4 separate regions of the Homo sapiens genome follow, and regions 2, 3 and 4 are each linked to region 1. The links are chromatin loops, found by intact Hi-C in ENCODE. Cell type or tissue: HCT116. All regions are shown on one strand. Links, peaks and the distances in the headings refer to the core of each region. The heading gives the core; the rest is flanking DNA.

Region 1 (7,932 bases), core at 1,788-6,787:
CAGCCTGGCGACAGAGAGAGACTCCCTCTTTATTTTTTTTTATTTTTTTTTTTTATTTTTGAGACAGAGTCTAGCTCTGTCGCCCAGGCTGGAGTACAGTGGCGCGATCTCGGCTCACTGCAACCTCTGCCTCCCGGGTTCACGCCATTCTCCTGCCTCAGCCTCCCGAGTAGCTGGGACTACAGGTGCCCGCCACCACACCCGGCTAATTTTTTGTATTTTTAGTAGAGACAGGGTTTCACCGTGTCAGCCAGGATGGTCTTGATCTCCTGACCTCGTGACCCGCCCACCTCAGCCTCCCAAAGTGCTGGGATTACAGGCGTGAGCCACCACGCCCAGCAAAGACTCCATCTCAAAAAAAAAAAAAAAAAGGTCAAAAACAAAAATTAACCTTGTCTTTTCACAAGATGCTGCCGAAAGCGAAGGAAGCTCCTGCCTCTCCTAAAGCCCAAGCCAAACCGAAGGCTTTAAAGGCCAAGAAAGCAGTGTTGAAAGCCGTCCACAGCCACACAGAAGAGAAGATCCGCAGGTCACCCACCTTCAGGCGGCCCAAGACAGCGCGACTCCGGAGGGAGCCCAAATATCCTCAGAAGAGCGCCCCCTGGAGAAACAAGCTTGGCCACTCTGCGATCATCACGTTTCCGCCGACCACTGAGTCCGCCATGAAGAAGACAGACGACAACAACACACTTGCCTTCATTATAGATGTTAAAGCCAAGGAGCACCAGATCAAACAGGCTGTGAAGAAGCTCTGATTCGGCCTGACGGAGAGAAGAAGTCACATGTTCAACCGACTCCTGGTTACAATGCTTTGGATGTTGCCAACAAAATTGGGATCATCTAAACTGAGTCCAGCTGGCTAATTCTCAATATATGTATATCTTTTCACCATAAAAAAGTAAATAAATAAAAATAAACTGGGCTGGGCACGGTGGCTCACCCCTGTAATCCCAGTACTTTGGGAGGTTGAGGCGGGCAGATCACCTGAGGTCAGGAGTTCGAGACCAGCCTGACCAACATGGAGAAACCCCATCTCTACTAAAAAATTAGCCGGGCGTGGTGGTGCATGACTGTAATCCCAGCTACCCGAGAGGCTGAGGCAGGAGAATCACTTGAACCCGGGAGGTGGAGGTTGCAATGAGCCAAAATCACGCCATTACACTCCAGCCTGGGCAACAAGAGCAAAACTCTGTCTCAAAAAAAAAAAAAAAAAACAAAAACAAAAACAAAAAAAACCTTGACTCCCACCTCACTCCAAATGAAAAGCTACAACCAGGAAGCTTCTAGAAGCATCCATAGGAGAATATTTTTACAGTCTTGGAGTGAGCAAGGATTTCTTAGACCAGGCTGTGCACAGTGGCTCATGCCTGTAATTCCAGCGCTTTGAGAGGCTTTGGCAGGAGGATGGCTGGAGCCCAGGAGTTCAAGACCACCTGGGCAACATGGCAAAACCCTGTCTCTACTAAAAATACAAAAAAAGCTGGGCACGGTGGCTCATGCCTGTAATCCCAGCACTTTGGGAGGCCGAGGCCGGAGGATCACCTGAGGTCAGGAGTTCGAGACCAGCCTGACCAACATGGTGAAACCTTGTCTCTACTAAAAATACAAAAATTAGGTGTGGTGGCTACTCCAGAGGCTGAGGCTGGAGAATTGGTTGAACCCAGGAGGTGGAGGTTGCAGTGAACCAAGATCGTGCCACTGACTCCAGCCTGGGTGACAGAGCCAGCCTCCCGTCTCAAAAAAAAAAAAAAAAAAAAAAAAAGATATGCAAAAAGGCCAGTAAGCCCATGACATCAAAAATCATCAGGGAAATGCATATTAAAACTAAAATGGACCACATGCAGTGGCTCACGCCTGAAATCCCAGCACTTTGGGAGGCCGAGGCGAGTGGATCACAAGGTCAAGAGATCGAGACCATCCTAGCCAACATGGTGAAACCTCATCTCTACTAAAAATACAAAAATTAGCTGGGTGTAGTGGTGCATGCCTGTAGTCCCAGCTACTTGGGAGGCTGAGGCAGGAGAATTGCTTGAACCCAGGAGGTGGAGGTTGCAGTGAGCCAAGATCATGCCACTGCACTCCAGCCTGGTGACAGAGCAAGACTCCGTCTCAAAAAAAAAACTTTGGGAGGCTGAGGCAGGAGGACTGCTTGAGACCAGTCTGGGCAATATAATGAGACCCCATCTCTATAAAAATATTAAAATTAACTGAGCATGATGGTACACACTTGTAATTCCAGCTACTTAGGAGGCTGAGATGGGAGGATCACTAGAGCCCAGGACAAGGACACAGCAAGCCTTGTGTCCAGCCTCAGTGACAAAGCAAGACCCTGTCTCGAGAAAAATAATAAATAAGAAATAAACATATGTCCACAGGAAGACTTGTACAAGAATATTCATAACAACTTTATTCATAAAAGACCAAAATAGAAACAGCCCAAGTGAATGGTTAAGCAAATTATGGTATGTCCATACAATGGACTATAACACAGCACTGAAAAGGAACAAGCTGTGGATACACATGTGATATGGAAGAATCTCAAAATCATTTATGTTGGGTGAAAAAAGCCAGACACAAGAGGTTGTATGTGATGCAATTTCATTTCTATGAAATTCTAGAAGATATGGAAATAATCTGTAGTTACAGAAAGCTCTATATGATACTATTTCATTTATATGAAATTCTAGAAGAGACAGAAGTAATCTATAGTTAGAGAAAGCAGATTGGTGGTTGCCCAGGCAGGTGTGAGAATGAATATAAAATGACTGCAAAAAGGTCCCAGGGAAATTTGGGGGCTGATGGATGCTTCTTGTTTGGGTGCTGGTATCATAGTTGTATACTTTGTTGTTGTTGATCCTTTTTTGAGACGGGTCTCACTGTGTCACCCAGGCTGGAGTGCAGTGGCACAAACATGGCTTACCGCAGCCTTAAGCTCTCAGGCTCAAGTGATCCTTCCACCTCAGCCTCCCAAGTAGCTAAGACTACAGGTGCACACCACCATGCCCAGCCAATTTTTTTTTATTTTTTGTAGAGACAGGGTCTTGCTATGTTGCCCAGGATGCTCTTGAACTCTCGGGTTCAAGTGATACTCTTGCCTCAGCCTCCCAAAGTGTTGGGATTACAGGCATGAGCCACCGCACCCAGACAGTTGCATACATTTATCAAAGCAATTATACTGAACACTTAAGACAAGTGTGTTTTATCTAATGTAAAGAAAGCATCTATCTTTAAAAGTTGATGTTTTAAAACTCTGTGAATTGGGCCTGGTGCGGTGGCTCATACCTGTAATCCCAGCACTTTGGGAGGCCGAGGCGGGCAGATCACCTGAGGTCGGGAGTTTGAGAACAGCCTGACCAACATGGAGAAACCCCGTCTCTACTAAAAATACAAAATCAGCTGGGCGTAGTGACACATGCCTGTAACCCCAGCTACTCGGGAAGCTGAGGCAGGAGAATTGCTTGAACCTGGGAGGCAGAGGTTGCAGTGAGCAGAAATCGCGCCATTGCACTCCAACCTGGGCAGCAAGAGCGGAACTCCATCTCAAAAAAATAAAATAAAATAAAAATAAATAAATATAAAATAAAAAATTAGCTGAGTGTGGTGGTGCGTGCCTGTAGTCTCAGCTACTTGGGGTGCTGAGGCAGGAGAATCTCTCGAACCCAGGAGGCAGAAGTTGCAGTGAGCCGAAATCATGCCACTGCACTCCAGCCTAGGTGACAGAGTGAGACTCCATCTCAAAAAAAAAAAAAACTGTGAATTTTTAATATGAAAGATTTTTTGGTGAAAGGGAGGGTTTGGAGAAGGGTTAGATGAGTCAAATCATGTAAATCTTAACACTGATTATGGTCAGTGATCAACAAACCATATCTGCCATTATTATAGCTAATAATAGCATCACATACAGAATGTTCTTGGTCTTTTTCTGTCAGTCTCTCTCTTTTTTTTTTTTTTTTTGGGATGAAGTCTCTCTGTCACCCAGGGGCTAGAGTGCAGTGATGCGATCTCAGCTCAGTGCAACCTCTGCCTCCCAGTTTCAAGCAATTCTCCTGCCTCAGCCTCCCAAGTAGCTGGGAATACAGGCACGTACCACCATGCCATTTTTGTGTTTTTAGTAGAGTCGGGGTTTCACCATGTTGGCTAGGCTGGTCTTGAACTCCTGACCTCCAGTGATCCAACCACTTTGGCCTCCCAAAGTGCTGGGATTACAGGCGTGAGCCACCTCGCCTGGCCCACATCTTCTTCAATTATCTTGTTGTTGTTGTTTTTTCGTCTGTTTGTTTGTTTTTTGAGTCAGGGTCTCACTCTGTCGCCCAGGCTGGAGTGCAATGGGTGTGATCTCAGCTCACTGTAACCTCCACCTCCTGGGCTCAAGGGATCCTCCCACCTCAGCCTCCCGAGTGGCTGGGACCACAGGCGCGTGCCACCACGCCTGGCTAATCTTTTGTATTTTTGGTAGGAACGGGGTTTTTTCACATTGCCCAGGCTGGTCTCGAACTCCTGACCTCCAGAGACCCTCCCATTTCAACCTCCCAGTGTTGAGATTACAGGCGTGAATCACTGAGCCCGGGCTCATTCTTCAATACGCATCCAGTGACCATGTAAGTACTGTTAACCCACTCTGGTGGGGGTGGGAGGACTGTTCCCTCTATACCATCCCCTCCTCATCCACCACCCCGCCCTCCCACTGCCCGCCGTCAGATGGAAGCACCCCCACCTCTTCCTTCTGCTACTCTGCCTCTCTGCTGCCCCCTGGTGGCAATCCTGGCCCTTGGGTCTCCCCGGCGCTGGTTCTCTGACCCTGTCCTGGTCCCATGTAGCAAGTGTTCCAGTCCTCTTAAGCCAGGGCCAGTCTCAGCAGAGCAGAGAGAGAATTAGATCCGATTTGGAGGCAGGAGACACCCGACAGGCTACTGGGGGAGGGGGCGGGGACAGAGAGCTTGGATAAAACAAAAGCCCCTCCTGCTTTGGGAGGTCGAAGCGGGCAAATCGCCGGAGCCCAGGAATTCGAGACCAGCCAGGCAACATAGCAAGACCCCGTTTCTATAATAATATTTTTTAAAAGAAAAGAAAAGAAACCAAAGGCTGAACAACTTGAGCTTACAAAGAAGAGCTGCAATGAATTGAAAGACGTCAGATGCATGAAAGTCCATTGGTTCACAATGGTCCTCAAAAAAGAGAGAAAAAAAAAACTAGAGAAAGTTGTTGAGGCTCCAATTTAATATTCTGAAAACTGCTAAATTAAAAAGAATCTCCTGGCCAGGCGCAGTGTGGCTCACGCCTGTGTGGCCGGGCACAGTGACTCACACCTGTAATCCCAGCACTCTGGGAGGCCGAGGTGGGTGGATCACCTGAGGTGAGGAATTTGAGGCCAGCCTGGCCAACATGGTGAAACCCCGCCTCTACTAAAAATACAGAAAAAGGCCAAGTGCGGTGGTTAACGCGTGTAATCCCAGCACTTTGGGAGGCCGAAGCGGGCGGATAAACAAGATCAAGAGATCGAGACCATCCTGGCCAACATGGTGAAACCCCATCTCTACTAAAAATACAAAAATTAGCCGGGCGTGGTGGCGCATGCCTGTAATCCCAGCTACTCGGGAGGCTGAGGCAGGAGAATCGCTTGAACCCAGGAGGCGGAGGTTGCGGTGAGCCGAGATCTTGCCACTGCACTCCAGCATGGGGGACAGAGCAAGACTCCGTCTCAAAAAAAGAAAAAAGAAAAAAAAAGAGTTTAATTGGATTATTTGTAACACAAAAGTTAAATGCTTGAGGGGATAGATAACTCATTTACCCTGATGTTATTAGTATGCATTGGATGCCTGTATCAAAATAGCCCATGTCCCCCATAAATATATACACCTACTATGTACCTAGAAAAATTTTAATTTTTTTTTTTTTTTTCACTCTCACCCAGGCTGGAGTGCAGTGGCGCGATCTCAGCTCACTACAACCTCCGCCTCCCGACTTCAAGCGATTCTCCTGCCTCAGCCTCCCGAGTAGCTGGGAGCTACGACGCCCGGCTCATTTTTGCATTTTTAGTAGAGACGGGGTTTCACCATGTTGGCCAGACTGGTCTAGATCTCTTGACCTCGTGATCCGCCCTCTTCGGCCTCCCAAAGCGCTGGGATTACAGGCGTAAGCCACCGCGCACGGCTAAATTTTAATTTTTAAGTTTTAAAAAGAAAGTGTCATGTCACCAATTCAAAGATGGTGATTCACTTGACTACCCTAAAATCTAGATGACCGGAAGTGATTCCTGGTGACCCACAGGGATTCCACAGTGATTCCTGGTCTTCCGCGGTGATCCGAGGTGAACTGAGAAGATGCAGTTCTCAGACGCGGCCACATGCTGTCGCTGTTAGAAAGGAATTCACGGTGTCTCCCCTTTTCAGGCTGGGTGATGGTCAGGCTGAATTCTTTGAAGGTGTGAATTGTCTTGATTACGCCAAAATCCGATGCTGGCGTTTTCATGCATACGGTACGATTAAAATAAGAGCCCTGGTAGATATTTGTAGTGCTCACCAAGTTTTCAAGTTCTCATCCCTTTCCTAAACACAGGAAGACTAAGTTCCCCAGCCAAGTTCTGCAGGTAGGCAGGGGTTTCGTGGTAGGGGTTCTCAAAGTGGGCGGGGCTGCGTAACTGGTTCTGGCCAATGGGCTGTGACGAAAGCTGATACGCATCACTTCCTGGCTGATGCTTTTAGCAGCCAATGCCTGCTCTGAAGGCCGAAGCGGGAAAGATCGCTTGAGGCCAGGTTCGAGACCAGCCTGAGCAACATAGCAAGGCCTCCCACCCTGCCCCATCCTCGCCCAGTTCCCCAACAAAATGAAAAAAAATAAATTAGCTGGAAGTGGTGGTGCGCTTGTAGTCCCAGCTACTACGGAGGCTGAGGTGGCAAGATCGCTTGAGCCCAGGACTTCCAGGCTGCAGTGAACCGTGATCATGCCACTAACACTCCAGCCTGGGCGACACAGCGATACCTTCGTCTCTTTAAAAAAAAGAAAAGCAGGCCGGGAACAGTGGCTCACATCTGTAATCCAGCACTTTGGGAGGCCAAGGAGGGTGGATCACCAGGTCAAGACTTTGAGACCAGCCTGGCCAACACGGTGAAACCTCGTCTCTACTAAAAATACAAAAATTAGCTGGGCGTGGTGACGTGCGCCTGTAGTCCCACCTGGTCAGGAGGCTGAGGCAAGAGAATCGCTTGAACCCCGGAGGTGGAGGTTGCAGAGAACCAAGATCATGCCACTGGACTCCAGCCTGGGCAACAGAGCAAGACTCTGTCTCAAAAAAAAAAATGAAAGAAAAGAGAAAAGAAAAGCCAATGCAAGATTGCCTACGCTGTCTCCGCTCTGTCTACTAAAGCTGCTTTGGGGCCAGGTGCAGCAACAGAATAACAGAATTGCACAGTCCGATAACAACTAGCCACATATTACATGGGTTGAATGTTATTTTTCTTTTTTTTTTTTTTTTTGAGACAGGCACTCACTCTGTCGCCCAGGCTGGAGTGCAGTGGTGCCATCACAGATCACTGCAGCCTCGACCTCCCGGGCTCAAGCAATCCTCCCACCTCAGCCTCCCAAGAAGCTGAGATTACAGGCATGCACCACCATGCCCAGCTGTTTTTTGTATTTTTTGTAGAGACAGGTTCTCACTATGTTGCCCAGGCTGGTCTCAAACTCCAGGGCTCAAGTGATCCTCCCAGCTTAGCCTCCCAAAGTGCTGGGATTCCAGGCGTGAGCCACTGCGCCCGGCCAAATATAATCATTCAGTTCCTTGGTCGTGTCACATTTCAAGTTGTCACCAGTAACATGAAGTCAGTTGCTATGGTGTTGGGCAGGGCAGATATGGAAAAATTCCATCATGCTAGCCGGCACGGTGGCTCACGCCTGTAATCCCACCACTTTGGGAGGCCGAGGTGGGTGGACCACCTG
Region 2 (7,932 bases), core at 1,429-6,428, 78 kb after region 1:
GCCAACATGGTGAAACCCCAACTGTACCTAATAATACAAAAACTCGCTTGGCGTGGTGGTGGGTGTCTGTAATCCCAGCTACTCAGGTGGCTGAGGCAGGAGAATTGCTTGAACCCAGGAGGTGGAGGTTGCCATGAGCTGAGATCGCACCACTGCACTCCAGCCTGGGCGAAAAGAGCGGAAACTCTGTCTTAACAAAAAGAAAAAGAAAGATGCGCCCTGGGCTCGCGGCTGGCACACCTGTTGAGGAAGGTGTTTCCGAAAGGGTTGAGTTTGCGGAAGGGCTTGTCCGGGTCCACGACGAGGGCGTTGCCGGGCACGGTGCCCTCAGTGTCCCCGTGCATGACGGCCACAAAGCAGTCGGTGGTGGGCTCAGGCCCCACGCGGGAGCCGGGCACCTCCTGCTCCAGCAGGTACTGGATGAAGCTGGTCTTGCCCGTGCTGTACTGGCCGGCCACCAGCACCATGGGCTTGCCGTCGAAGTCTGCGTCCTCCAGGGCCGGCGAGTGGAAGGCCCCAAAGCGGTAGTGCTCCTCCAGCGGCAGCAGCTTCGTGCGGTACAGCTCCTTGAGGGCCGAGGTCACCGTGCGGATGGCCTCGGGCTGCTGGCCCCGTGCCCCGCCCCGCTTCAGCCAGCTGAACATGGTGGCTGCACACCGCTCACGGGGTTCACGGAGAGACGTGCAGATGGAGAGCTGCCTGTGGGAGGGGGAGAGGGCATGAGCATAGGCGGCCCAGCCAAGGAGGAAGAAAGGGGTCTGAGTGTAGACTGTCTGGGTGACAGGATGGGTGGAGGAGGAGGAGGAGCACAGATATTTGTGGTCACAAATATGTGGTCACAGAGCATGGATGGCAGGTGGCAGGAGGAAGAATGGAATTGGGCCAGGCGCGATGGCTCACACCTGTAATCCTAGTATTTTGGGAGGCTGAGGTAGGAGGATTGCTTGAGGTCAGTAGTTGAAGACCAGCCTGGGTAAAATAGTGAGACCCCCATCTCTACAAAAAAAATAATTAGCTGGGCATGGTGGTGCATGCCTGTAGTCCTAGCACTTTGGGAGGCTGAGGCAGGAGGATTGCTTGAGCTCAGGAGTTCAAGGCTGCAGGCTGCAGTGAGCTATGATCATGCCGCTGCACTCCAGCCTGGGCTACAGAGTAAGACCCCATCTCAAAAAAAAAAAAAAAAAAAAAGGCCAGGCACAGTGGCTCATGCCTGTAATCCCAGCACTTCGGGAGGCTGAGGCAGGTGGACCACCTGAGGTCAGGAGTTTGAGACCAGCCTGACCAATATGGTGCAATCCTGTCTCTACTAAACATACAAAAAATTAGCCAGGCCTGGTGGTGGCCACCTGTAGTCCCAGCTACTTGGGAGGCTGAGACAGGAGAATCACTTGAACCCAGGAGGCAGAGGTTGCAGTGAGCCGAGATCCCGCCACTGCACTTGACAGAGCGACACTCCATTTCAAAAAAAATAGGGAGATCGTAGCGAACCAGCTGAAGGAGGAGAAAGATTAATGGTGACATGGTTGAAGAAGGGGGATTGATGGTGGTAGTGGAAGACCAAGAGATGGACAAGGCGAAGGATGCAGAAGCTGCCTGGAAGAAACGGATTCCTTAATCGCTTCATTCATTTCTTCCTCCCTTCTCCCTTCCATCATTTGACACCTTTTCACTGAAATCACTCACTCCATGCTTCAGGCACTGTGGACCCAGAAATGAGCCAGAGATCATCCCCTACCCACCCAGGGCCCCCAGTAAGGACCCAGACACATGCCAGACATCCAGAGGAGGGCATGAGAAACAGACCACAGCACCAGTAAGACTCAGGGCAGGGTTGACTTTTGAGCTGCTCCATGAAGAGCAGGCAAGACAAGGGGATTTAGGCAGAGAGGACGGTGCGTGCAAAGGTCTGGGGATGTGAAAGGTCCTGGTGTACTGGGAGCCATGAAACATCTGGGTAGGTGGCCAGACACAGGGGCACAAAGAGGAGGGGTGAGAAATGGAGCTGAGAAGGTTGCCTGGGTGCACCCAGGTCATGAGGGCTGTTGGGTGTTAACAAGAAAAATAATGCAACATTTATGATCACTGCATGCCAGGTACTGTACTAACTCACTTAACATTTATAACCCTGTAAAGTAGGTCTATTATCATCCCTGCTTTGCTTTGCTTTTCTTTCTTTTTATTTATTTATTTATTTATTTATTTATTTATTTATTTATTTGGAGATGGAGTCTCACTCTGTAGCCCAAGCTGGAGTGCAGTGATACAATCTCAGCTCACTGCAGCCTTCACCTCTGGGGCTCAAGGGATTCTCCTGCCTCAGCCTCCCAAGTAGTTGGGACTAGAGGCATGCACCACCACACCCAGTTAATTTTTTTTTGTATTTTTAGTAGAGATGGGTTTCACCATGTTGCCCTGGGTGGTCTCGAACTCCTGAGCTCAGGTGATCCACCCACCTCAGCCTCCCAAATTGTTGGGATTACAGGTGTGTGCCACCATGCCGGCTCATCTCTGCTTTTTTAACAAGGCAAAGGAGGCTCAGGAAGACAGCAATAAATTACCCAAGATCACTTAGCTGGAAAATGCTCAAGCTGGGACTCAAACACAGGCAGCCTGACCTCAGAGGTTGCAATCCTATTATAGGTCTAAAGATCTGAGTTAGGGAGGTTAGCCATGACCAACCCAGGAGCAATGAGCACCTCCAGCACCCAGACTGTGTTCTCTATCTTCCCTTACTAGCCTTTTATTCACCGTAGGATCTGTAGTGATGTCCCCTCTTTCATTCCCGATATCAGCCACAGGTGTGGGTATTTGCTTTTTTTAAAAAAGAAAAACAAAAACGATTGCTCCCCGTTGATGCTTATGATTTTACTGATCTTTTCAAAGAATCAACTTTTGGTGAGATGGGAGTCTCTAAATACCATTCCCCACTAAAAGAACCTGGGACTCCTTAGAGAAATGGTGGATTCCAGGGCGGGGGCAGGGAAGAACAAGTGAGCCTGGGTCAGAAGGTGAGGAAGTGCTCAAAGGCCGATAGGGCATGTTACAGGGACAGAGGACCCAGCTTGCAGGGGTGCCCAGTGGCCAAACATGGGGCAATTTGAGCATCAAAATAACTGCAAATCAAATATGCTAAAATCCATAAAATCATGAGACTTAAAAGGGGTGGCCAGGGAGTAGGGGAGATAAAAGCAAAAGGAGTTCGTAAAGGAGTGGCAAGAATGGAAAAGAGAGGCAGGATCTGGGATGTGGGCAGAGGGAGAGGGCTCTGGGCGGTGTCCCAGGCAGGGAGGGCCCTGAGAGAGAGCTGGGGAGAATGCTATCAGCGGTGGCCGATGGAGCTGGTGAGGCAGGAGAGGGGCTCTTGAGTGGCTGGAGGGACCAAGTTAGCTGATATGGATGAGGGCGTGGAGGGAGACCCTGCAGAGAGGATCTCTTCTAGCCCAGGGGATAGGGAGGGGTGTTGGGGGAGGATGGAGGAGACTGGGGGAGTGTGAGAGGCTGCGAAAGACTGGAGGAAGAGTGGGAGGAAGAGTGGGAGGAGTGGGAAGAGTGGGGGACATGGTTACAGACTGGGGGGACTGGTGAAGACTGGGGGACACCTGGGGAGACCGTTACAGACTGGGGACAGGGTGGCAGGGAGCAGGGGTCAGGCATGAGGAACCAGGGCAGGCTTGGGCGGGGGTCGGGAGGCGACAGCTGCGGTGCTGGGAGCACTCACCGACGGGGCGCGCTGGCGGCTGCAGCGGGCTGGGCAGGCTGGGAGAGGGTGGGGTCCCGCGAGGATCCGAAGCGCCCGCGGAGCGGCCTGTGCTCGCGGTCCCGTCCGGAGCCGTCTGAGCCGGGTGGGGCCCGGAGCGGGGAGGACGGGAGGGAGGACAGGAGGGAGGGGCGGGACGAGGCGCCCCCCTCAAAACCGGGCGCCCGGCCTCTGGCGCCCCCTTGTGGGGAGTGGGGAAGACGCCTTAGCACGGCGGGCGAGAGCTCCAGCGTCCAGCCTGGGGTTCGAATTCCGCCTCCACCTCCAGCGTTGGGCTGCTCCCCAGTCTGTCTCTCTTCTTAACACGGGAATCACAACAGCAGCAGCAATAATAGTAACAATAACAGGTCGGGCGCCCTGGCTCACGCCTGTAACCCTAACACTTTGGAAGGCCAGGGTGGGAAGATTGCTTGAGGCCAGGAGTCCAAGACCAGCCTGGACAATATAGCGAGACCCCATGTCTATTAAAAATAATAATAAATAATAAAATAATTTAGCCAGGCACAGGGGTGCACACCTGTGATCCCAGCAACTTGGAAAGCTGAGGTGGGAGGATAGCTTGAACCCAGGAGGTCAAGGCTGCAGTGAGCTATGATTGTGCCACTGCACTCCAGCCTGGGTGACAGAGCGAGACCTCACCTCTAAAAAAAATAATAGGACGGGGCGCGGTGGCTCACGCCTGTAATCCCAGCACTTTGGGAGGCCGAGGCGGGTGGATCACTTGAGGTCAGGAGTTCAAGACCAGCCTGGCCAACATGGTGCAAACCCATCTCTACTAAAAATACAAAAAAATTAGCTGGGCGTGGTGGCGGGCGCCTGTAGTCCCAGCTATTTGGGAAGCTGAGGCAGGAGAATCACTTAAACACAGGGGAGGTGGAGCTTGCAGTGATTGCGCCACTGCACTCCAGCCTGGGGACAGAGCAAGACTCCATCTCAAAAATAAATAAATAAACAAAAATTAGCTGGATGCAGGCACGCACCTGTAGTCCTAGCTACTTGGGAGGCTGAGGCTCCCAAGTTCCAGAATCACTGGAACCCAGGAGGCAGAGGTTGCAGTGAGCCAAGATCACGCCACTGCACTCCAGCCTGGGTGACAGAGTGAGAATCCATCGCAAATAAATAAGTAAATATAATATTAATATTAAAACTTAAGGGAGTTGATGAAACTTCTCAGCTGACAACCCTCCCTGGCTCTCCTCTCTCTCAGAGTAAAAGCCGAAGTCCACACCAAGGCCCACAAAGCCTAGCATGATCCACCTACATCTCCCCTGTCCCCCTTCCTCAGGCGGCTCCAACCGCCGTGGCCTCCTCACCATTCCTCAGACACACCCCCAACCCTCCAAGTTCATGGCCTTTGCACTTGCTGACTCCTCTCCATGGAGTACTTTCCCCATAGGGATCTGAATGCCTCACTCTCTCCCCTCCTTCAGGTCCCTGCTCAAATGTCACCTCCTCAGAGAAGTCCTCCAGGATCACCCTGGCTAAGGTAGAACCCACTCTCTACCTCTTATCACTGCCCTATTTTTCTCCACAGCCCTCCCAACCACTCTGCATATTCCACATTTCTCTGCCTAAGGGACTGTCTTTGCCCTGAGAACATGAGCCCCGTGAGGGCTTTGCACAATGCCCAACTCCCTGCAGGGGCTCAGTAAACATTTGTAGAAACAATCCCTAATGTTGACTGAGCCATTCCTATGTGCAGGCACCGCTCTGAGCTCTTTGCATGCATGTATTAGCTCATCGAACCCTCATCATATCTCCAAGAAACAGGAGTTTTGGGGTTTTGGTTTTTGTTTTTGTTTTTGAGACAGTCTTACTCTATCGCCCAGGCTGGAGTGCAGTGGCACGATCTCAGCTCACTGCAACCTCCGCCTCCTGGGTTCAAACTATTCTCCTCCCTCAATCTCCCCAGTAGCTGGGATTACAGGTGCATGCCACCACACTTGGCTAATTTTGTTTTGTTTTGTTTTTTTGAGTCAGAGTCTCGCTCTGTCGCACAGGCTGGAGTGCAGTGGCACGATCTCGGCTCACTGCAAGCTCCGCCTCCCGGGTTCACGCCATTCTCCTGCCCCAGCCTCCCGAGTAGCTGGGATTACGGCGCCCACCACCATTCCCGGCTAATTTTTTGTATTTTTAGTACAGACAGGGTTTCACCATGTTAGCCAAGATGGTCTCGATCTCCTGACCTCGTGATCTGCCCGCCTCGGCCTCCCAAAGTGCTGGGATTATAGGCATGAGCCACTGCGCCCGGCCTAATTTTGTGTTTTTAGCAGACAAGGGGTTTCACCATGTTGGCCTGGCTGGTCTCGAACTTCTGACGTCAAGTGATTTACCCACCTCAGCTTCCCAAAGTGCTGGGATTATAGGCATGAGCCACCATGCCCAACTGAATTGTATGCTTTAAATGGGTGAATTGCATGGCTTCTGAATTATATCTCAATAAAACTGATATTATATATTATATTATTATAATTATAACATTTTATTTATTTTTTCTATTTTTTTTGGAGGTAGACTCTTGCTCTGTCACCCAGGCTGGAGTGCAGTGGCGCGATCTTGGCTCACTGCAACCTCTGCCTCCCGGGCTCAAGCGATTCTCGTGCCTCAGCCTCTCGAGTAGCTGGGATTACAGGCATGCACCAGCAGGCCCAGCCAATAACATGTTACTATAATATTACTATTATATATATAATATATAAAAGGTCTGGAGCTTAATGATAACTTACGTTAATGTTGTTACTGCTAGGAGACAGGCCCTGTTCCAAAAGCATCACCTAAATCATCTCCCTTCCCCCAGGAGGGCAAGTCCTGTTATTATTGTTATTATTATTATTATTGCTATGTCTCAGATGGGAAAGTTGAAATACAAGGAAGTAAAGTCTCAGAGCTGGGTGCAGTGGCTCATGCCTGTAATCCCAGCACTTTGGGAGGCTGGGGCAGGGGATTGCTTGAGGCTAGGAGTTCAAGACCAGCCTGGGCAACATAGTGAGACCCCATCTCTGCAAGATAAAAAAAATCTAAAAATTAGCCGAGTGTGGTGGTGCACACCTGTGGTCCCAGCTACTCGGGAGGCTGAGGTGGGAGGATTACTGGAGCCTAGGAGGCCGAGGCTGCAGTGAGCTGTGATCGCGCCACTGCATTCCAGCCTGGGTGAAAGAAGAAGACCCTGTCTCAAAAAAAAAGAAAGTAGAGTTTGGCCTGCCAAGGTGTGGAAGAACTCGGAGTTGAGCCAGAGTTGTCTGATGGGAGAGTCTTGTTTCACTTCTACCCCAGGGCTTCTCAACCTGTTGCAAAACATTCTGGAGGATCGGCTGGGCGCGGTGGCTCACACCCGTAATCTCAGCACTTTGGGAGGCCGAGGCGGGCGGATCACAAGATCAGGAGATTGAGACCATCCTGGCTAACACGGTGAAACCCTGTCTCTACTAAAAATACAAAAAAATTAGCCGGGCGTGGTGGTGGGCGCCTATAGTCCCAGCTACTCTGGGGGCTGAGGCAGGAGAATGGCGTGAACCCGGCAGGCGGAGCTTGCAGTGAGCCGAGATCGCACCACTGCACTCCAGCCTGGGCGACAGAGTGAGACTCCGTCTCAAAAAAAAAAAAAAAAAAAAAAATTCCGGAGGATCTGTGAACTTAGATGTGGGGGGAAAAAGACAGCTGGAGTTTTCACTAAAATTCAGAGTTTCTGTCAACCACAAATGTTAGCAGCAAAGCACAGCGTCATCAGCAGGACCTGGGTCCCCGCCACCCAGAGGAATCACTGATGCGTTCATCGGTTTGCAGTTGTGGATTTTTTTTTCTTTTTTCTTTTTTTTTTTTGGAAACAGAGTCTCACACTCTTTCCCAGGCTGGAGTGCAGTGGTGCGATCTCAGCTCCCTGCAACCTCTGCCTCCCAGGTTAAAGCGATTCTCATGCCTCAGCCTCCCCAGTAGCTGGGACCACAGGTGCCTACCAACAAGCCTGGCTAATTTTTTGTATTTTTTAGTAGAGACGGGGTTTCACCATGTTGCCCAGGCTGGTCTTGAACTCCTGAGCTCAGGCAATTCACCCGCCTTGGCCTCCCAAAGTGCTAGGATTACAGGCATGAGCCACCGCACCCAGCCCAGTTGTGGATATTTTCAGCGATTGTATACACTCATCGCTCACTGGCCCCACAGCCAGCTCTCTCTAATGA
Region 3 (7,932 bases), core at 1,884-6,883, 360 kb after region 1:
TGATATGGACTGGGGAGACTGAGGCTCAGAGACAGAGGAGGGAGTGGCCTGAAGTCCCACAGGGAGTCCAGAAAAGGCCCGAGGTCGGAGCTCAGGGCTTCAATCTCTTACATAACATCAGGGTTAAGGCCCCAGCTCTTGGGGACTGAAGGCGTACATGGAATTGTGGTTGCAAAGAAACTGGGCGAGCAGGATCCAAAGAAACCAGGCTTAAGGGGATGGGAAAATACAAGGCAGCAGTCCTAGAAACACCAGACTGTTTGCCCAGTAGAAACAAAGTGGCATCTCCCTCTGAAGCCACATTCTTCTGACATACTTCTGAGGGATCTTCTGGGCCCGACCCTATGTGAGACATTGCCAGGGACACAGAAGTGATTTCTGGCCCTGTCATGGAGCTTACAGCCCAGTGCAGGAGACAGACATGTCACAAGACACAGACAACCCAGAGTAGGCAGGGCTGGGATGGGAGACCCGGAGGAAAGCCCTGATGCGGTTCCTAACCCAGCCTGAAAGTCAGGGAGGGCTTCCTGGAGGGGGTGGCTTCCCAGCTGAGTCTTCAAATGGGTAAAGATGTCAGCCAGGAGGAGGGAGAAGACAGGGAGAGTGTTTCAGGCAGAGGGAGAGCCAAGCACAGAAGCCCTGGAGTGTGCGAGATTATGGCACATTTTTTGGGTGGGTGCCTGGTGTTGGGCGGGAGGAAGAGGTACCAGGATGAGGCTGGAAATCGGCACATTTCTACACTGCTCCTTGTGGACCACAGTAGGGAGCTTGGGTGGCATTTGAACACACTGGGGAGCCATGGAGGGTTTTGAATGGGGGAAGCCCCTGGGGCTAGAGAGAGCTTGTGGGAGGAAAGTGGAGAGGGTGTGGGTAGAGGCTGTAGAAACTAGCAGTAGAGGCTGGGTGCGGTGGCTCACGCCTGTAATCCTAGCACTTTGGGAGGCCGAGGCAGGTGGATCACCTGAGGTCAGGAGTTCGAGACCAGCCTGACCAACATGGAGAAACCCCGTCTCTACTAAAAATACAAAATTAGCCGGGCATGGTGGCCTGCGCCTGTAATCCTAGGTACTCAGGAGGCTGAGGCAGGAGAATCGCTTGAACCTGGGAGGCAGAGGTTGCGGTGAGCCGAGATAGCACCATTGCACTCCAGCCTGGGCAACAAAGCGAAACTCCGTCTAAAAAAAAAAAAAAAAACGAAGAAAAGAAACTAGCAGGAGACGGGCCCTGCAGAGGCTCCTTTGAGGTTCATTCCACGAACAACGGGGAGATGGCAAGGGGCTCTTTGAGCTTCGGAGCATTTCCTTCCTCTGGGGACTTAGTGGAGACGGAGGATGAGGCGGAACTGAAACGAGGTGGGAGGTGGCGGTCGTAGAGACCCAGCGTACATCGTGCTGTGGGTTTATAGAAACCAGGTGGTTAGATCAGGTGATTAGATCGGGGTGGAGGAAGAATAACAACATAACAATAATAATAACTGTAATAATAATCCTGATTATGACAACGGTGACCCTATCATGTCTTTTTTTTTTGAGATATGTAGTCTCTGTCATCCAGGCTGGAGTGTAGTGGTGTGATCTCGGCTCACTGCAGCCTCCTCAGCCTCCTCCTCCTGGGTTCAAGCGATCCTCCTGACTCAGCCTCCTGAGTAGCTGGGATTACAGGCACCCACCACCATGTCTGGCTAAGTTTTGTATTTTTAGTAGAGATGGGATTTCACCATGTTGGCCGGACTGGTCTTGAACTCCTGACCTCAAGTGATCTGCCCACATCCGCCTCCCAAAGTGCTGGGATTACAGGTGTAAGCTACTGTGCCCAGCTGACCCTATCGTGTCTTGAGTGCCAGGCATGGTTGGAAATTTATTTCCTGTGTGAACTCATTTTAATTAATGTATCCTCAGTGTCTGGATCAGAGCTTGGTCACTTTGCACTTTGTTCAGCACGTGCCTTTTGGTTCTTTGCTGTGCGAGCACAGAGCTGCTGGAGGGGTGAGGGAGAAGGGTAGTCCTCACTCCCTTAGGAGATGAGTCGGGTCCCATCTTGTCGCAGAGCTTTTGTACTTCCTTTACCTCCCTTCCTACTGTAAGCTCCTTGTGGGCTGGACTTGGCATGGAGCATCTTTGAATTTCCCCCAGGCACCAAAAAAGGCCTTCAATCATAACAATCGAAACAACAGTAATAACGCTGGAGGTGTCCGAGACCGTTGACAGCACTTTACATGAACCAACTCATTCTGTCATCACAAGTTTCCCATGAAGCAGGTCCAATTATTTATCACAGATAGGCACCCAGAAGCCCAGAGAGGTGAGGACACTGATTCAGGATCACACAGTGGATCCAGGGTTGGACACCAGAGAGGTGACTTCAGAGTGACAGGCATAACCACGAGCCTCCCTGTAGAGGGGAGCAGCTGGGGAAGTCAGCTGAGGCCAGAGTCCGCAGAATGCCAAGCCTAGGCATGTGGGCCTGGGTTTGAAGGTAGTACAAGAACCAAGGAAGGATTTGAAGCAGGGCAGGCAGAAGCCTCAACTGACATAGTGATGCGGTAATAGCAGCCACCTCTCTCCCAAAGAGCGTGGCCTCCCTGCTCTGACCTCAGCCATGTCTTACATCAGTTAGGGATGCGTTCAGCAGTGACTGGTCAGGAGCTACGTTCGTTCTCATGAGCATCCTTCCAGATGTAATGCGTGCCACACACAAGTGTGCTCATTGATTCTCATTCATTGCTTTATACTAATCAGCTTAGGGTGAGGTAAACAAAACACTGCCTTAGGGCTTTCAGGTTATAAAAGCCACTGCAGGTCGGCTGGGCACGGTGGCCGACACCTGTAATCCCAAAACTTTGGGAGGCCTAGGAGGGCAGATCAGTTGAGGCCAGGAGTTTAAGACCAGCCTGGCCAACATGGCGAAATCCCATCTCTAGTAAAAATACAAAAAAATCAGCCAGGTGGGGTGGTGCACACCTGTGATTCCAGCTACTCAGTAGACTGAGGCATGAGAATCACTCGAACTCAGGAGGCGGAGGTTACAGTAAGCTGAGATCACACTACTGCCTTGGTAACGGAGGGAGGCTCTGTCTCAAAAAAAAAAAAAAGTCACTGCAGGTCAAAAGCTGGTCAAATTAGGTCACAATAGGTGATACAGCTCTAAGCATGAGGCATCATTTACAAAGCTCAGAAAACACATCTGTAACCCAATGCCCACATCAGGAAAGCCAGGGCTTTCCAGAAACCCTCTGTTTATATCTCATTGGCAGACTGGGTCAGATAGTCACTCACAGGAGGAATTCTGGCAAAACAAGTATTTAGCCAGGGACATGGCAACTGCCAACTGCAAGGGATTCTGGGAAAGTGAATACCATATTTTTATCTGAGGCCATAGCTGTTGCTAGTCTCAAGGGATTCTAGGAAAGTGATTAATTTTGGCTGGGTATATAGCCCTCTAGCTGCAAGGGATTCTGGGAAAGTGAGTACATTTAGTGGAGACTGTGGCTCTGGTTAGCTGCAGTGAATCTGAGGAAGTGAATACTTCTAGCTGTGGACTGGCTTTCAGCAGCTGTGAAGGCTTCTGGGAAAATGAATAATTTTAGCTAGGGGTATGGCTGTCCCTGGCAGCAAACGGTCTTGGGGAACTGGATGTTTTTAGCTGGGCAGATGTGGCTTCCTCTAGCTTCAAGGGATTCTGGGAAAGTAACTGTTTTTAGCATTGACTTGGCCACATTTAGGTGCAAGCAGTTCCGGGAAACTAAATATTTTTCACCTGGGTCCATTCATGCTCCTAGCTTCAAGGGATTCTGGGAAAGTAATGGGTTTTAGCTGCTGACTTGGCCACATTTAGGTGCAAGGGATTCTGGGAAAATAAATATTTGTCACCTGGGCCCATTCACACTCCTAGCTTCAAAGGATGCAGGGAAAGTAACTGTTTTTAGCTGCTGACATGGCCACACTTAGGTGCAAGGGATTCTGGGAAAGTAAAATTTTTTTACCTGGACTCAGTCATGCCCCTAGCTCCAAGGGATTCTATGGAAGTAACTGTTTTTACTGCTGACTTAGCCATATTTAGATCCAAAGGATTCTGGGAAAGTAAATATTTTTCACCTGGGCCCAATCAAGCTCCTAGCTTCAAGGGATTCTGGGAAAGTAACTGTTTTTAGCAGTTGACTTGGCCACAGGTAGGTGCAAGGGATTCTGGGAAAGAAGTTCATTCAATGGGACTTGCTGTCAGGAAGTTAGACAAAATGGGGCCTCTGTAGGCAAGGAAGGAAGTCTGAGTGTATGCCCCAGCTGGGTCGTGTGCCCACAGGGGACGAGGAGGAGGAGGAGGACGGGTCCCGGGAGGAGCGGCTGCCGTCGTGCTTTGACTACGTGATGCACTTCCTGACGGTGTTCTGGAAGGTGCTCTTCGCCTGTGTGCCCCCCACCGAGTACTGCCACGGCTGGGCCTGCTTTGGTGTCTCCATCCTGGTCATCGGCCTGCTCACCGCCCTCATTGGGGACCTCGCCTCCCACTTCGGCTGCACCGTTGGCCTCAAGGACTCTGTCAATGCTGTTGTCTTCGTTGCCCTGGGCACCTCCATCCCTGGTAACACCCTGGGAGACTTTGGTGGGGTAGGATCTCAGATGAGCCAGGCAGGGGCAACACAGGATCCTGCCAAAATGAGGTGGGTGGAGTCACACAGCGCCCATGTGGTGGGTCTCAGAGAAATACGGAGGTGGGGCATAATAGAAGCCAGGCAGCGGGTCCCCTAGGTGCAAGATGTGAATTGAATCCTCCCCAAAAGCACCCAGGTAGAAGGTCCCATAAAACTAAGGTAGCAGGAAATGCTAGAAACCAGACAATGGATTTCATAGAGAGAAGGTGGCAGGGTGGGGAAGAGACAGCTGTGGGGAGAGGGGTTCCTAGGAAGACGGTGGGGATTGTCAGAGAAGCCAATCAGTGGGTTCCATAGAAACAAGCTGTTGATGTCCCATCCCGCAAGAAACCAGACAGAAGAGTCCATGGAACTATGTTGGGGGACATGACAGAAACCAGGCCAGTGAACCTCAAAGTTGGTTTTTTTGGGTTTTGTTTTTTTTTTTTTTTTTTTTTTTGGTGTGGGGACAGAGTCTCGCTCTGTCACCCAGGCTGGAGTGCAGTGATCTTGTGATCTCGGCTCACTGCAACCTCTGCCTCCCAGGTTCAAGCGATTCTTCTGTCTCAGCCTCCTGAGCAGCTGAGACTACAGGCGTGCGCCACCACATCCAGCTAATTTTTACGTTTTTAGTAGAGACGGGGTTTCACCATATTGGCCAGGCTGGTCTCGAACTCCTGACCTCGTGATCCGCCCACCTCTGCCTCCCAAAGTGCTGGGATTACAGGCGTGAGCCACCACGCCTGGCCAAACCTCAGAGTTTTAACTAAGATGAGGGGGCAGGTGGGGTGTGGTGGCTCACGCCAGCACTTTGGGAGGCAAAGGCGGGGGGCCAAGGCAGGGGTAGGATTGCTTGGGCCCAGGAGTTTGAGACCAGCCTGGGCAACATGGTGAAACCCCGTATCTACAAAATATACAAAAATTAGCTGGACGTGGTGGCGCATGCCTGTGATCCCAGCTGCTCGGGAGGCTGAGGTGGGAGGATCACCTGAGCTGGGGAAAATGAGGCTGCAGTGAGCCATGATCGCACCACTGTACTCCAGCCTGGGCAACAGAGCAAGACCCTGTCTCAAAACAAAACAAACAAAAAATACAGCTAGGCGCGGTGGCTCATACCTGTAATCCCAGCACTTTGGGAGACCGAGGCGAGTGGATCACCTCAGATCAGGAGTTCGAGACCAGCCTGGCCAACATGGTGAAACCCCGTCTCTACTAAAAACACAAAATCTTAGCAGGGCGTGGTGGGCGCCTGTAATCCCAGCTACTCAGAGGCTCCGGCAAGAGAATCGCTTGAACCTGGGAGGCGGAAGTTGCAGTGAGCTGAGATCACGCCACTGCACTCCAGCCTGGGTGACAGAGCAAAACTCCGTCTCGGAGGAAAAAAAAAGAAATCACGCAGTGAGTCCCATAGAAGAGAATGAATCCCACAGAAAGCAGGCGGCAGGTCCCATAGAAAGCCGGCAGCGGTTCCAGTGGCGAGCAGGCCTAAAGGTGGTGATGGACTTTGCCTCTTGGGTGGGGGTCAGGGGTCTTGAGCCCACACTGCCCGCAGAAAGCAGGCGACCGGGAAAGGCTGGGAGGGGGCAGGCGGATGCCCGCCCCTGTGGGTGGCGGCGCAAAGCCCCTCCGACCTGTATGTCTCTGCCTCGCAGACACGTTCGCCAGCAAGGTGGCGGCGCTGCAGGACCAGTGCGCCGACGCGTCCATCGGCAACGTGACCGGCTCCAACGCGGTGAACGTGTTCCTTGGCCTGGGCGTCGCCTGGTCTGTGGCCGCCGTGTACTGGGCGGTGCAGGGCCGCCCCTTCGAGGTGCGCACTGGCACGCTGGCCTTCTCCGTCACGCTCTTCACCGTCTTCGCCTTCGTGGGCATTGCCGTGCTGCTGTACCGGCGCCGGCCGCACATCGGCGGCGAGCTGGGCGGCCCGCGCGGACCCAAGCTCGCCACCACCGCGCTCTTCCTGGGCCTCTGGCTCCTGTACATCCTCTTCGCCAGCCTGGAGGCGTACTGCCACATCCGGGGCTTCTAGGGCCTCGCGCAGAGACTCGTCCCCACCGCCCGCCCGGGGCTAGGGACTCGGCTGCACCTGCTCTTGGACCCTGGTCTCCTTTTCCCCCCAGACTCGGCCTCCTCTCCTGGGACTCGGCCTCCCTTCTCCGCCCCCTCCCCTGGCTTTGATTGCCCTGTTCTGTGTCCCCAGTAGCTCAGCCTTCCCTCTTCCTCTCGGGAGCCTCCCCGGTTCCTCCCCTGCGGTGACCCCAACTCCAGCCCATCCTGTTGGTGACCGTCTATATCCCTGGGGAAATTTCCACCCCAGTCCCCTCCCCAGGGAACCACCCCCAGTAACCATCCTGGGGAGTTTAAGGTCTCTCTCCTTGGTCACCCAGCCTGGCTTTGCCCCCAAAGTCTCCCTTCCCCTAGTGACCCCCCCCCCACTTCACCCCATGTCCCAGAGCCTCAGAACCCACCCTCCCTGGGGGACCCTCGAAGGAGGCTGTCAGAGGCCGTCTCAGCTCCCAGCCCTTCCCCCCAGCCCTCAGGGAGCTCCGCTCAGCCCCGGCGGGGAGGAGCGGGTGGGTGTGCGCGCAAGGAGGCCGCACACCGTTCCTTCCAATCCCTCCACTCGGGTTCTTGGGAGGACACTCATTCTCCAGGCTCGGAGACGAGGGGAGAAGTTTGGGGTTTCAGTCCCAGGGCTTAGCCGGAGGAAGCACATTTTGAACCTGCAACTTCAGACATTCCAGCTCCCCCACTCGCCCTCCACTACCTCTGAGAGCCCAGCCACGCCTTGGAGGGAGGGGCTTGTGTGTGTATATAGTGTGTTTGGGGGAGGGGGGACGCGGGAGGGTGCATGTCTTGGGAAAAGGGGGTGACAGACAACTTTTGAGAGGGCAGCAGACTCCCTCAGCCATGAGAACCAGCTTTGGGGAGGAGGCCGGGAATCAAAGCGAGTCCAGTTGATCTCCCCTGACAATCTGGAAGGTTCCTTTTGCCCTCAGTGCCAGCCAATCCGGGCAGGACCCTCGAAGAGGAGACCGAGGGTCCCAGAGGACCAATGCTACAAGCCAGCAAATGCTGCCACATCTCTGCCTGATGGGGGGTGGGGATGGGTGGGGGGATGGGACTGGGCCAAGGGATCTGGGTGGGCATTTTTAACTTTGGAGGCCTTCCATCTGTCGGTAGGCCATCTGCATTTTCTTACTGTTGATGTTTCCTGCCCAAAGGACACATTTGGGCAGTGCCACCCACTCCTTGGGCCCCTAGGATGACCCAACTACCCCCATAACTTTCTGCTTCCCACAGGT
Region 4 (7,932 bases), core at 1,850-6,849, 73 kb before region 1:
CTGGTGGCTACTATATTTATTTGGTATAAAAATAATGACCATTCGCAGGCTGGGCACAGTGGCTCATGCCTGTAATCCCAGCACTTTGGGAGCCGAGGCAGGCAGATAACCTGAGGTCGGGAGTTGGAGACCAGCCTGACCAACATGGAGAAACCCCGTCTCTACTGAAAATACAAAAATTAGCTGGGCATGGTGGCTCATGCCTGTAATCTCAGCTACTCGAGAGGCGGAGGCAGGAGAATCACTTGAACCGGGAGGTGGAGGTTGCGGTGAGCCAAGATCAAGCCACTGCACTCCAGCCTGGGCAACAACAGCAAAACTCCATCTCAAAAATAAATAAATAAATAATAAATAAAATAATGACCATTCACATCTTTCTCTTTATGGCATTTGATTTTATCTAGGTGGATTTCTGTGAAAGGGACAATCAGATAAGGCAATTTTGAGTTTTCTTTTACTAAAATAGTTTTGTTTGTTTGTTTGTTTGTTTTTGAGACAGTCTCGCTCTGTCACCCAGGCTGGAGCGCAGTGGCGCAATCTTGGCTCACTGCAGCCTCCACCTCCCCAGTTCAAGCGATTCTCATGCCTCAGCCTCCTGAGTAGCTGGGATTACAGGCACCCGCCATCATGCTCTGCTAATTTTTTTATTTTTAGTAGAGAGGGGGTTTCATCATGTTGGCCAGGCTGGTCTCAAACTCCTGAACTTAGGTGATCCACCCACCTCGGCCTCCCAAAGTGCTGGGATGCCAGGCATGAGCCACCACAGCTGGCTTTGGTGTCTTCTTAATAATGACAGTTAGGCATCAACTCCCAGGAGTCTGTCTACTCCATGGCAGGGATTTGACTGAGAACAGCAGTACTCAAGCTTTGCACACTGGAATTGCCTCAGAGCTTTAAAACATACTGGTGCCCCACCCCACCAACCTCACTATTTTTTTTTTTTTTTAAGAGATGGGGCAGGCCAGGTGCTGTGGCTCAAACCTGTAATCCCAATGCTTTAGGAAGCTAGATGGGAGGATAGCTTGAGCCCAGGAGTTCGAGACCAACCCAGGCAACATAGCAAGACCCCATCTCTACAGGAAAAAAATTAAAAATTAGCCTGGCTTGGTGGCACATGGCTGTAGGCACAGCCACTAGGGAGGCTGGGATGAGAAGACTGCTTGAGCCTAAGAGTTCAGGGTTGCAGTGAGCTATGATCACACCACTGTACACCAGCCTGGGTGACAGAGTGAGACCCCATCTCAAAAAAAGAAAAAAAGAAAAAAATCAGGCCAGGTGCGGTGGCTCACGCCTGTAATCCCACTACTTTGGGAGGCCGAGGCGGGCAAATCACCTGAGGTCAGGTGAGGTCAGGAGTTCGAGACCAGTCTGGCCAACATGGTGAAACCCTGCTCTACTAAAATTACAAAAAAAAAAAATGAGCTGGGCGTGGTGGCAGGCGCCTGTAATCCAAGCTACTCGGGAGGCTGAGGCAGGAGAATCACTTCAACCCAGGAGGTGGAGGCTGCAGTGAGCCTAGACCGTGCCATTGCACTCCAGCCTGGGCAAAAAGAGCAAAACTCCATCTCGAAAAAAAAAAAAGAAAATCAGAAACTAGATCCAGAGACCTAGGATGAAGCAGGGTGTTAAAGCAAGAGGTTCTGGCCTGGCACAGTGGCTCACACACTTTGTAATCCCAGCACTTTGAGAGGCTGAGGCAGGAGGATCACATGAGATCAGGAGTTCAAAACCAGCCTGGAAAACATGGTGAAACCCTGTCTCTACAAAATATACAAAAATGCCAGGCTTGGTGGCTTATGCCTGTAATCCCAGCACTTTGGGAGGCTGAGGCGGGTGGATCACAAGGTCAGGAGATCGTGACCATCCTGGCTAACACGGTGAAACCCCGTCTCTACTAAAAATACAAAAAATTAGCGGGCGTGGTGGCGGGCGCCTGTAGTCCCAGCTACTAGGGAGGCTGAGACAGGAGAATGGCGTGAACCCGGGAGGTGGAGGTTGCAGTGAGCCGAGATTACGCCACTTCACTCCAGCCTGGGTGACAGAGCGAGACTCCATCTCAAAAAATAAAAATAAAAATAAAAAAATTAGCTGGGTTTGGTGGTGGCAGGCGCCTGTAGTCCCAGCTACTCAGGAGGCTGATGCAGGGGAATCGCTTGAATCCGGGAGGCAGAGGTTGCAGTGAGCCAAGATCGAGCCACTGCACTCCAGCCTGGGAGACAGAGTGAGACTCCCTCTACAAAAAAAAAAAAAATTGGCCCTTTTCCCCCTCTCTCTGATCCTTACAAGACAATGACATTTCTACCTGCACTGCCTCCATCTCCATCCCGGAGCATGCAGGGCAGTATTAGCTTGAACTTGACCCATTTGTCGAAGGTACAATGAACTGTTCTCATACGTACCCTGAATCCTTTCTTGTTATGCTTTTTGGCTACAGGCAGGAAAACAAGAGAAATTCTTGCTCTTGCCAAGACAGACATGGGGAATTTCGAAGGCCCGCCTTCTGAACGTCACCTCGTCCCCTCTTCCTTGGTCCAGTGAGAAGTCCAGATGCTTCCCTTGGGGATGCCCAGAACACAGCCTGGGATGATGAGGAGAGGCGGGAGAGCTTCCTAGGAGATGGTAAAATTCCCTTGGAATTTTCGGTTTCCAAAGGGAGTGAAGGGGGCTGCTTGCTTGGGTGAAAAAGGAGGGAAATTGAATGGAGAAGATATAGCCGGGGGCAGTGGCTCCTGCCTGTGGTCCCAGCACTTTGGGAGACATGGGCTGGAGGATTGCCTGAGCTCAGGAGTTCGAGACCAGCTTCAGCAACATGGAGAAACCCTGTCTTTATCAAAAAAAAAAAAAAAAAAATAGCCAGGCACAGTGGCATGCACCTGTAGTCCCAGCTACTCAGGAGGCTGAGGTGGGAGAATTGCTTGAAACTGGGAGGCGGAGGTTGCAGTGAACCGAGATCACACCACTGCACTCCAGCCTGGGTGACAGAGCAAAACCCTGTCTCCAAAAAAAAAAAAAAAAAAAAGAATTGAGGCCAGGAGCAGTGGCTCATGCCTGTAATCCCAACACTTTGGGAGGCTGAGGTGGGTGGATCATCTGAGGTCAGGAGTTCAAGACCAGCCTGGCCAACATGGTAAAACCCCATCTCTACTAAAAATACAAAAATTAGCTGGGCGTGGTGGCTAGCCCCTATAATCCCAGCTACTAGGGAGGGTAAGGCAGGAAAATAGCCTGAACCTGGGAGGTGGAGGTTGCAGTGAGCCGAGATTGCATCACTGCAGTCCAGCCTGGGCAACAGAGCGAGACCCTGTCTCCAAAAACAAGAAGAATTGAGGAGATTAAAAAGAGAGGAATTCTGTTCTACTTAATCCATTCACTTTCTGTTCAGCTAATCAGGGCATGTGCAAACTCCATCTTCATTCATTAACAAACTAATCCGTGGCCCGGCCTGGTGACTCATGCTTGTAATCCCAGCACTTTGGGAGGCCGAGGTAGGTGGATCACCTGAGGTCAGGAGTTCCAGACCAGCCTGGCAAACATAGTGAAACCCCATCTCTACTAAAAATATAAAAATTAGCCGGGCGTGGTGGCGGGCACCTGTAATCCCAGCTCCTCGGGAGGCTGGGGCAGGAGAATCGCTTGAACCGGGGAGGCAGAGGTTGCAGTGAGCTGACATCGCGTCACTGAACTCCAGCCTGGGTGACAGAGTGAAATCCTGTATCCAAAAAAAAGAAGAATTGAGGAGATGAAAAAGAGAGGAATTCTGTTCTACTTAATCCATTCACTTTCTATTCAGCTAATCAGGGCACATGCAAATTCCATCTTCATTAATAAACTAATCCATTTTCCATTCATTGATATGCCTGCAGGGCCCTGGAGCACCACCGTCCCTCCCCTAGGCCCAGGATGTGATTCTGAATCTACAGTCAGACTGGACCACCTCTCCCCCATGCCCCCAGAATGTCCACAGGGGCTCCCTCGCCTACAATAGATGGATTAGATTCCTCCCTACTCTTCCCACACTGTCAGAGTCTGACTGGTGTGAAGTTCCGGTGTTTTTGTGTGTATTTTACTACCAGGGTCGGCTAGATAAGGAGGAGCTTTCATTACATCCTGGAAGTCTGTCCCCCGCACACACGCACAGCCGTCCTCCCTTCCCCCAACATCTGATCTAATTCTCTCTCTGCTTTGCTGAGGCTGGCCTGGCCTAAGAGGATTAGAGCATTTGCTAAACGGGACCAGGACAGGCAGGGTCAGAGAACCCGCTGTGGGGAGACCCAGGGCCAGGATGGCCACTAGGGGGCGGCAGAGGAAGCGAGACGCGGAGAGGGGTGTGGAGTGCTGAGGAGAGGCACTCGTCGGCTTAGCAGCAATCAATGTCCACAAAGTAACCATGAAGTTTTATTCATTTTTAAATTTACAATGTCCAGCTAAGTTATGAGAATTCAAAAGAATTGAACTAGGTTCCTGGAAACAAAATAAACAGATCAACTGAATTCTATGTGCAAGACAAACATTTTTTTAAAATAAGAAATTTAAAATACCATGTAAAATATCAGACAATAATAAAAATGAAGTGCAAGAAATAAATCTACAGAAAGATGCATGCAAGAGCTCTGTGATTAAATAATAACATTTCAGCCAGGCACGGTGGCTCGCGCCTGTAATCTCAGCACTTTGGGAGGCCGACGGGGGTGGATCACCTGAGGTCAGGAGTTCAAGACCAGCCTGGCCAACATGGTGAAACCCCATCTCTACTAAAAATACAAAAATTAGCCGGGCGTGGTGGTGTGCTACTGTAATCCCAGTAAGCCCAGCTACTCAGGAGGCCGGGGCAAGATAATCACTTGAACCCAGGAGGTAGAGGTTGCAGTGAGCCAAGATTGCACCACTGCACTCCAGCCTGGGCGACAGAGCGAGACTCTGTCAGAAAAATAATAATAATAATAACAATAACAACATTTCATGAAGAACCTTTGTAAAACACCGATTGAATGAATATAAATAAGTACTAGGTCGACTAGACTTTGTAAAAATTTCAATTTCTCCCAAAAACACTTCTAAATTTCATGTCATTCCAATTAAAATTCCAACAATTTTCTTGAAGAAACTTGAAAGCTCAAGTCTGGGCAACATGGAGAAACCTTGTCTCTACAAAAAATACAAAAATTAGCCAGGTGTGGTGGCCCACACCTGTAGTTCCAGCAAGTCAGGAGGCTGAAGTAGGAGAATCACTTGAACGTGGGAGGCGGAGGTTGCAGTGAGCCAAGATGGCACCACTGCACTCCAGCATGGATGACAGAGTGAGACCCTGTCTCAAAAAAAAAATAAACTTTTATAACAGTTTTTGTCCATCAAGTCTGATTTTTAAATTGAGTTTTTTCTTCTACTGAAGAATGAATCTGCTGATGAATGTTTTGAATGCTATGCACAGTGATCTACTTAACAAAAGCAAGAAGACGAACCACATAATAGGAGATCCTCGCAGAATATTAACTCCCAATGGAGTTTTATTTTAAAACATCGTGGCCGGGTACAGTGGCTCACACCTGTAATCCCAGCACTTTGGGAGGCTGAGGCAGGCGGAACACTTTGAGGTCAGGAGTTCAAGACCAGCCTGGCCAACATGATGAAACCCCATCTCTACTAAAAATACAACAATTAGCCAGGCACGGTGGTGGGCACCTGTAGTCCCAGCTACTCAGGAGGCTGAGACTCTAGAGAATCACTTGAACCCAGGAAGCAGAGGCCGCAGTGAGCCAAGATCGTGCCACTGCACGATAGCCTGGGTGGCAGAGCAAGGCTTTGACTCAAAAAAAAAAAATTATAAACATTTGTAAAGAAATCAACTACAAAAAATGGGCCAAAAAGACCATGAATAGTCACTATTTAATAAAAATGAGAAAATATTCAAAAAAAAAAACGAAAAATAGTCACTATTTGAAAATGCCTAATACCCATATGAGAATTTCTCAATCTCTCAATCATCAGGGAAATGGATATTACAACCACAACAAAACCACAAGTCACTGGATCGACAAACATTAAAAAGTCTCACAAGCCTCAGTGTTGGGGAGGACATTGACCAGAAGGAGGGCTGGGAAAAGCCCTTAACAAAGCTCTCAAGCGGCATCCACTAATGCCAAACATCCCAGTGAGCAGCGACTCCAGTCTCAGCAGAGAAACGCTCAGGCTCAATTCAAATGACAGGCAGGCACATTCACAGCAGAGCCACCTGTGATGGCTGCACAGTGAAGACAGCAAATGTCCACCTGCAGCAGGGTGGGTAAAGGGTGATGCATTCACTGCAGAAAGTCACCAGCAGTGTAGATCAGCCACTCCAGGCCCTCTGGGATCTGAAGAACTTTGCAGGCACAGGCCCCCTATAAATCCAGTAATGACCTGGGGACTGAGTGATTTTTGTCCACGAAGCCATCCTCCTCTTTGTACTGAGACGTCGTGGTGGAGAGTGAGGATTCCTCGAACCGGTCTAGGAGCGGGAGCAGCTTGGTGAAGTCAGGGTATAACTGGGTGTCTGGCGACAAGTTGGAGGCATAGGGGCTCTGAGGCCACAAGGCGCCTGGGGCTGGGGTTGGGAGTGATCCTGGGCCTGGCATCAGGGTTCGGCCTAGGACTGGGTCTGGGATTGGGCCTGGGCAAGAGATGGGGGCTGGTATTGGACCGGGGATCGAGACTGACAGTGGGCCTGACATTGGGCCTAAATTCGGGGCTGGGCCTGGGACTGGGCCTGGGATCTGGGCTGGGCCTGGGATAGGGGCTGGGATTGGGCCAGGGCCTGGAGCCGGGACAGCCTTGAGGCCCTCCTGTGTTCCACACTCAGGGCCACCCCAGGTCCGGGGGAGGCTGTAGATCTTCGGTTCTGCTGCTGGGAGGACTCCCCAGGGGCCCGGCTGAGGGGAGATCCAGGAACCCCTGCCCTGCGGGAACTCAGGACCCCCAGGGAAGGAGGCAGCGGCTACAGGGACTAGGGGCGCAGCGCGGGCTCCTCGGCCTCTCTGCCCAGGGACGCGCTGGGGCTGCTGCTGGAGCCGCCGCTCCCGAGCTAGTTTGGCGCGGCGATTCTTGAACCACACCTGGGGGGCAGAGGGGACAGGGAGAAGGTGTGAAGGAGGGACTCGCGCGGCCCGGGTGAGCCGCTCGGGGGCGGCGCCGGCCTCAAAACTCTCCCGGTGTTCACCCCCACCCCGCACCCACCATATGAGGGCCCCCGGCTCCCAGGCCTGGAGAAGGGAGGGAAGAGGGAGGGGAAAGTAGGGGGAGGAGGGTGGGGTGGGAGGGGAGGAGCCGGGTCTGCCGCCCAGGTGCCCGGGGGGCCAGGGAGGGTTCCAGGGGAGGGACCGCGGGTTCTCACGGGTGCCTGAGGTCCGGGCACCGGGAGACCCCGTGGGGGACAGCCTGGGCCGATCATGTGGGCGAGTTTGGGCTAGCATAGAGTTGGAACAGGACTCAGGATGCAGCCCGGGTCTACACTGGCGGGACCCCTTGCGTGGCAGGGCGGGAGGTGGTCGGGCGGGCCAGGCCCCGGTGAGTGACAGCGGTGGGGAGGCTCCTTGGGGTGACTGGGGCGGGCGGGGTGGGGGTGGGGGTCAGACCTGCAGCTGTTGCTCCCTGAGGCTGAGCATCTCCGCCAGATTCAGTCGCTGGTCGTAGTTCGGGTACTGGTCCTTCTGAAAGTAAAATTCTAGCACTTTCTGCTGGCTTTCAGTGTAGACCGTGCGCTCCTGCCGCTGTCTCCTTGGAGGGTCCAGGGCCAGGGGAGGGCCTGGGGGTGGGAGGGAAACAGGTCACAGAAACCCCCAGGCAGCCCCCAGCCCCCCTAGGGACCCCGTCCCCTGCGCCAGGCCAGGAGCCCAGGCAGTGTGGGCTGGGGCGGCACCGCGGATAGCAGCCTGGTATCCAGACCAGACCTTGCACCTC

What was found. A loop is a pair of places that touch in the nucleus more often than their neighbours do. Peaks named below come from ENCODE experiments on the same cell type or tissue, not always from the same donor. Only the 100,000 strongest peaks of a DNase experiment are listed, where the experiment ranks them.
Region 2: a loop joins it to region 1, with 7 times the contacts of the local background. A loop is called at or near these places in 66 of 110 quality-filtered maps.
Region 3: a loop joins it to region 1, with 10 times the contacts of the local background. A loop is called at or near these places in 6 of 110 quality-filtered maps.
Region 4: it touches region 1 in a loop (7-fold over the local background); 13 of 110 quality-filtered maps call a loop at or near these places.

What each region holds. Positions count from the first base shown.
Region 1 is chr19:47,787,378-47,795,309 of GRCh38, reverse strand. It overlaps the pseudogene RPL23AP80. Among named protein-coding and RNA genes, the nearest start is that of SELENOW, 13 kb to the right of the region's middle. In HCT116, for the core only: CTCF peaks have their summits at 4,758 (motif pointing left) and 6,336; DNase peaks (open chromatin) are centred at 4,789, 5,269 and 6,319; H3K4me3 peaks cover 1,283 bases; H3K27ac peaks cover 1,754 bases.
Region 2 is chr19:47,709,325-47,717,256 of GRCh38, reverse strand. EHD2 (EH domain containing 2) reads right to left here and starts at 3,835. Exons shown (of 6, transcript NM_014601.4): 1 at 3,719-3,835; 2 at 241-699. The coding sequence starts at 644. RefSeq lists a silencer at 3,859-3,958. In HCT116, for the core only: a CTCF peak has its summit at 3,941 (motif pointing left); no DNase peak of the experiment used is centred there; H3K4me3 peaks cover 1,834 bases; H3K27ac peaks cover 1,583 bases.
Region 3 is chr19:47,428,813-47,436,744 of GRCh38, reverse strand. SLC8A2 (solute carrier family 8 member A2) reads left to right here. Exons shown (of 10, transcript NM_015063.3): 9 at 4,300-4,578; 10 at 6,280-7,932. The coding sequence ends at 6,656. Among named protein-coding and RNA genes, the nearest start is that of MEIS3, 13 kb to the right of the region's middle. RefSeq lists enhancers at 1-151, 7,279-7,573, 7,775-7,932. In HCT116, for the core only: no CTCF peak of the experiment used is centred there; no DNase peak of the experiment used is centred there.
Region 4 is chr19:47,859,958-47,867,889 of GRCh38, reverse strand. TPRX2 (tetrapeptide repeat homeobox 2) reads right to left here. Exons shown (of 3, transcript NM_001397347.2): 2 at 7,608-7,777; 3 at 6,169-7,088. The coding sequence ends at 6,378. LINC01595 (long intergenic non-protein coding RNA 1595) reads left to right here. Exons shown (of 4, transcript XR_936006.3): 2 at 2,435-2,619; 3 at 3,383-3,485; 4 at 3,864-4,600. Among named protein-coding and RNA genes, the nearest start is that of TPRX2, 4.7 kb to the right of the region's middle. RefSeq lists enhancers at 3,213-3,712, 3,713-4,214. In HCT116, for the core only: a CTCF peak has its summit at 4,270 (motif pointing right); a DNase peak (open chromatin) is centred at 4,289.